Linked DNA regions of Homo sapiens: region 2 is linked to region 1. Evidence: read pairs that join two places in POLR2A ChIA-PET (ENCODE). Cell type or tissue: GM12878. All regions are shown on one strand. Each heading gives the region's core, and the rest is flanking DNA. Links, peaks and the distances in the headings are about the cores only.

The links. ChIA-PET counts read pairs that join two places held together with the same protein. Peaks named below come from ENCODE experiments on the same cell type or tissue, not always from the same donor. Only the 100,000 strongest peaks of a DNase experiment are listed, where the experiment ranks them.
Region 2: POLR2A ChIA-PET joins it to region 1 with 5 read pairs; 3 of 35 experiments call an interaction of 5 or more read pairs at or near these places.

What each region holds. Positions count from the first base shown.
Region 1 is chr7:129,849,646-129,852,563 of GRCh38, reverse strand. All of the region lies in intron 5 of UBE2H (ubiquitin conjugating enzyme E2 H), which reads left to right. Among named protein-coding and RNA genes, the nearest start is that of MIR183, 76 kb to the right of the region's middle. In GM12878, for the core only: no CTCF peak of the experiment used is centred there; no DNase peak of the experiment used is centred there.
Region 2 is chr7:129,613,924-129,616,841 of GRCh38, reverse strand. The region is part of intron 1 of NRF1 (nuclear respiratory factor 1); the gene reads right to left. Among named protein-coding and RNA genes, the nearest start is that of NRF1, 3.7 kb to the right of the region's middle. In GM12878, for the core only: no CTCF peak of the experiment used is centred there; a DNase peak (open chromatin) is centred at 1,541; H3K4me3 peaks cover 1,460 bases; H3K27ac peaks cover 1,512 bases.

The DNA.
Region 1 (2,918 bases), core at 151-2,650:
GGGGAGTTAGTAACAGGCAAATAAAATTGACTACAACAGAAGGAATACTTCAAGGACTTTGAGATTAGGCAAGAGATACAAATTTTTTTTTTTTTTTGAGACGGAGTCTCGCTCTGTCGCCCAGGCTGGAGTGCAGTGGCACGATCTCAGTTCACTGCGAGCTCCGCCTCCCGGGTTCACGCCATTCTCCTGCCTCAGCCTCCCGAGTAGCTGGGACTACAGGCACCTAAAATTTATTTTACCAGGCATTTAGAAATTTAAAATACAAATTTAACACTTATCCCATCCCCTTTTCAGTTAGATAGTCTGTGAATCTTCCCAAATAATTCAGATTTTGGCAGAAGGTATATCTTAAAATAATGCTTTATGCTGGATTAGTGCATGCTGTTTCCTAAACATTTTAGTGTAACTACACAGATAAGAAATACATGTATGTGTCTTCATGGATGATTAATTGGCCAACTACTATTTGAACAGCTTGAGAACTTCAGTATTGATCTGTCCATGTTGAATCACAAACGTCATCCTGCCTTTGGAACAGCTGGATGTCATTATTTGTAGATAGAGGCCAAGTAGAGCAATTCTGTCCAGTACTATTGGGATAATGTCACCTGTTGTACATAATAAAGAAATGTGCTCAGTTGTGGATTTGCGCTTCAACAGTGCTTAGCTAGCTCCGTAACCAACCTTCTTTATCTGTCTGCTTGGAAATCTTCAGATGAGGTGTATGTGGCTCAGGAGTCTAACTAGTTATATACATAAAAATGGAGTCTTGCTGGCTTTGAACAACTTAGTGGACATTCATTAAAAATACCACACTCACTGGTGGTCAGCTTTAAAACCATGGGGTGGTCCAGGCTTTTTGGATCGTGGGACATGAGCCAGCCAGGGTATGGCTCTGAAAGACAGCCACAGCTATGCTCTACTTTCGTAGGGGCTCTGATTTTAGGGCTTGTTTCATTCTTGATTATATGTAAATGTAACCTTGATTTGTTTTATCTTCATTCACTTACGATTACTGAGTTATAAAGTCTTCCCAGCGTATGGACACTTGGCTTGTAATTGCAGGAAGTTACCTCTTGTTATTCTTTTCTGATATTAACAACTAAATTATTGTCTAGTAATTACAAGCTTGAATAGCGAGTTTTAGTATGACAGCAAGACTATCCAGCTAGCTAATTACACATTAACTGCCCTCATTTCTGGAAGGTTAATAACAAATCCTATTACCATGTTTTAGCTTACAAGCTCTTAAGGTAAGCAGGGTTATAAGGTTTGAACGAGGATGAATTACCTCTAAAAAACACCCAAATAGACGAGAATTGTTTTGAGATTGACAATGCAACAAGAGCAGTGTTTTTGATGAACAAGAGCTTGTTTTCTTCATTGTGATCTATGCAGTAGCACTTATTTTCTTCTGCAACTCTCTGAAGTTTAAATATGTTGGGGGGAAAGGGGCTACAATTAGGCAATGAATGGGAAATTACCTTTTAAGCGGGTTTGGAATGCTTTAAAAACAGTCTATGTCCTGTAACTACACACCTCAGTTTGGTGGCCTGGTAGCCTGGCCCTGAGCAGAATGTGGCTGGTTTTCCCAGTTTCAGCACCCTGCATCCATCTGTCCATCTATCTTTTCTCTTCTCTTTTCTCTTCTTTCTTTCTTTCTCTCTCTCTCCTTTCTCTCTCTCTGTCCCTCCCCCCATCCCCCTTCCCTCTCTCTCTCTTTCTCTCTCTCTCTCTTTCTTTTTTGAGACAGAGTCTTACTCTGTCGCCCAGGCTGGAGTGCAGTGGCGCAATCTCGGCTCACTGTAACCTCTGCCACCTGGGTTCAAGCAGTTCTCCTGCCTCAGCCTCCCAAGTAGCTGGGATTACAGGCGCCTGCCACCGCACCTGGCTAATTTTGTGGTTTTAGTAGAGATAGCATTTCACCATCTTGGCCATGCTGGTCTTGAACTCCTGACCTCATGATCCACCTGCCTCGGCCTCCCAAAGTACTGGGATTACAGGCGTGTGCCACCACGCCAGGCCAGCGCCCTGCATCTTTCATATTGCCCTTTCCCACACAGCACAGGAACACCTGTTTCTAGCTTTGAATACTTAAAAACCAAAATGCTACTACTGAGATTTAAATGTATTTATCATGTATGTTGCAAACATTCTTTGAGTGTTTGAATTCCTACTAATTGTTATTTTTTTCTTTTTTTTTGAGACAAGGTCTTGCCCTGTCACCCAGGCTGGAGTGCAGCGTGGCTCACTGCAGCCTCAACCTTCTGGGCTCAAGTGATCCTCCTGTCTCAGCCTCTCAAATAGCAGAGACTACAGGCATGCACCACCACATCAGGCTAATTTTTTATTTATACTAGAGATGGGGGTGTCACTATGTTGTCCAGGCTGGTCTCGAACCCCTGGGCTCAAGTGATCTGCCCACCTGGGCCTCCCAAAGTGCTAGGATTACAGTCATGGGCCACTGCACCCAGCCACCTTTTTTGAGAGGTGGGAGGAGGGAAGAGTTTGGTGTGTTTTTTAAGCATCCCACTTCTTTTCGGAGGTGTTTTCACCTGTTTCTGTTTTTTTATTTTGTTTTGTTTTGTTGCCTGCATGGCCCTCTTCATTAAGACTTTATCTTTTAAAGATCCCCATGGGCTAATATGAGAAGATATGTGAATCTGCTGAGCTTAGACTTTTTATATATTTTCTCCACACATGAGACCCTCTCAGTCAAGTAATTGTATGAATTCTTTAATATACCTTTTAGTATTTGGTGGCGGGTTATATTATCTTAATTGCAGCTAGTTAGCCTTCAGTAAACTAGGTGCAGCATTGTGAGCCCTGTGGCCAGTTGGGCCTGAGCCACAGCACTGCAGGAAGTCTGGTGGGTTGCTTCAGCTCTCCACCTGTGTGCCCTCAAAACAGGTGGA
Region 2 (2,918 bases), core at 297-2,796, 240 kb after region 1:
ACACACACTTCTCCTTAAGAGAAACGGCTTCCTCAAGAAATTATCTGATGGTTCAGTAGCAGTTGGAGTTTTACACAAACTATGTTGTGATTGGGCAAGGCAGACTACCAGATCTGGGATTCAGTAGACCATTCCTTACTGTCAGATTATCTTCTAAGTGACTGCTCTTAGAGAAACAACACAGATTTGCCTCAAGAGATTACAAATGTGGTAGGCCTACCTTAACAGCAACTAGTTTTTTTTAAGAAACACGGTCGCACTGTCGCCCAGGCAGGAACACAATGGCATGATTATGCTCACTGCAACCTCAAACTCCTAAGTTCAAGTGATCCTCCTGCCTCAGCCTCCTGAATAGCTCAAACTATAGGCATATGCCACCATACCCAGCTAGTTTTTCGTTTTTTTGTTTTTTTAAATATTCTGTAAAGACAGGATGTCACTACATTGCCCAGGCTGGTCTAGAATTCCTAGCCTCAAGCAATCTTCCTGCCTTGGCCTCCCAAAGTGCTGGGATTATAGGCATGAACCACCATAACCAGCCATTGTTTTCTAATATACTAGAACATCTCTGTAAAGTTTTATTTCTAGCCCTTCTTTGGGTCATAGAAAGTTTACTTGGTATCACATAAATGTTCACATTTTAAAACATTTTAGGCCTAAAGACCACAACATGATGAAGCCTTTTGGATGTTTTGCTAACTACACTGCATTAAGTTGGGCTGAAAATACATTAGCCCAATTCTGAAGTGCACTTTTGAAAAAATAAAAAATATATATATGTGTGTGTGTATATATATATATTCTAAGGTATAAGCAATCCACTTATTTTTCTTGAGCAGTCAAAAATTCCTTTCCCAAGTTTTGTCCATATTGCACTAAAATAACTTCAAACAAAGCATTGTTGTTGCTTGAGGATTAAAAGTTTCCAATAGCTCAATATGGTTTTAATCTCCTGGAAACACCTGAAATTCATTTGTTTCACCTCCTTTTACTATTTATCTTCCAGTCTGTTTACCTTAGTAGAAAACTGATGGATAAAAGTACTAACTGAAAACCCAAGAAAGTGGGTAATCCACCCTCTAGTTAATAAGGAAGGAAATATGATACACAAGGCACAAAAATTAACATGTATCTTGAGACTCAAAAAACATTGGACTTGGTCTAAATAAAATGTTTCTAAAATAACAAGTGGATTCCTTTTTCATTGCTGTTTTACTAAGCATTCATGGAAAATTATATTTGGGTAAGCTCAGGCTGAAAACACTAGCTTTAGCTATCAAGGAAAACATGAAAGAACATAAAGAAAATGTATTTTAGTATAGAACATTTCCTGAAATGTTTTTTACAAAATCAAAGATTTGCATTTTAAGATTGATTTTCCAAATACTCTATATATACATATTAATAAGCATCACACAGTCACACACAAACATCTAAATTCAGATATCCCATTTCCTAGATGATTACTGGCCCAGAAAGGGCGCATCTAAACTCTTGAGGTTAAAGTAGACATTTGTGAAATTCAACAGCCCAGGGAGTTTCCCCTCACCCTTCAATTTTTCACAGTGGCACTGTGTGAATGAATAAGCCTGCTTCAGCATGAAGCAACAGGCTTGTCTAAAGACATCTGACAGAAGCTGAATGTATACATTAACTTCCTGTTGAGGTAGGACTGTAGACTGTTTCTAAAGACTGACAGTTCATAGTTCCTCCAGAAACCAAAAAATCAGCATGCCTTTTCAAATACTCAGGGAAAAATTTTAATTTCAGTAATTACTGTTCATTGTTATTATTCTTCAACTTTACTGAATGCCTTATTCCATACAAGAAAAGGCATAAAAATTTAATCCCAGACCACAGGAGCTTAAATTTCCCTTAAAACAAGTCACTCATTCGTGATTATTTACATAAAATGCTTCTAAAGACAACCCAGAGATTTGGTTGAACCTACAGTGTGCAGGCAATGCAAATTCAGGTATTTAAATCATGGGAAGTTGGCCTTCGGTTCCCTAACAAAATTAGACAAGTGCATAATTATCGTTTAATAAAACAAAAAACCTACAATTTGGGGTCCTAACGACATACACAGGAATTCAGAAGGAAACCTGAAATCCTTTCTCCTTTAAACCTTCTATATCTGGACAAGGGCCCTCATTATCTTCTACTTCTATAGCTCCTTCTCTTAACACAGGAGCTAAATTTCCTTGAAACATGTTATGAAGCCACTGCCAGCACGGTGGCACTTGCCTATAGTCTCAGCTACTGGGGAGGCTGAGGTGGGTGCATTCCTTGAGCCCAGGAGTTCAAGGCCAGCTTAGGCAACATAGCAAGATCCCCATCTCTAACTTAAAAAAAAAAATTATATATATGTATGTACACACACACACACACACACACAAATACATATTTTTATAAGAAAATTATTGGGCCAGGCGCATTGGCTCATGCCTGTAATCCCAGCACTTTCGGAGGCCAAGCCCAGCAGATCACCTTAGGTCAGAAGTTCGAGACCAGCCTGGCCAACACGCCAAAACCCCGTCTCTACTAAAAATACAAAAATTAGCCGGGCATGGTGGCCCACGCCTGTAATCCCAGCTACTCGGGAGGCTGAGGCCGAAGAATCGCTTGAACCCAGGAGGCAGATGTTGCAGTGAGCCGAGATCGCACCACTGCACTCCAGCCTGGGTGACAGAGTGAGACTCCGTCTAAGAAAAGAAAAAGAAAAAGAGAACTATTTCCACAAAAATTGCCGACTTGGGGATAAGAACTTTTCTTTGTTACAGGAGACTATGACCACTGACTACTAAGCAAAAAGTCATTTTCCCTCCTATATGTCGAGTTTGAGGCTGTGTGAGGAAATTAAAGGACTTCAAATAAGGATGGGCCAAAAGATTAAGTAGAGTTTTTGTTTTTGTTTT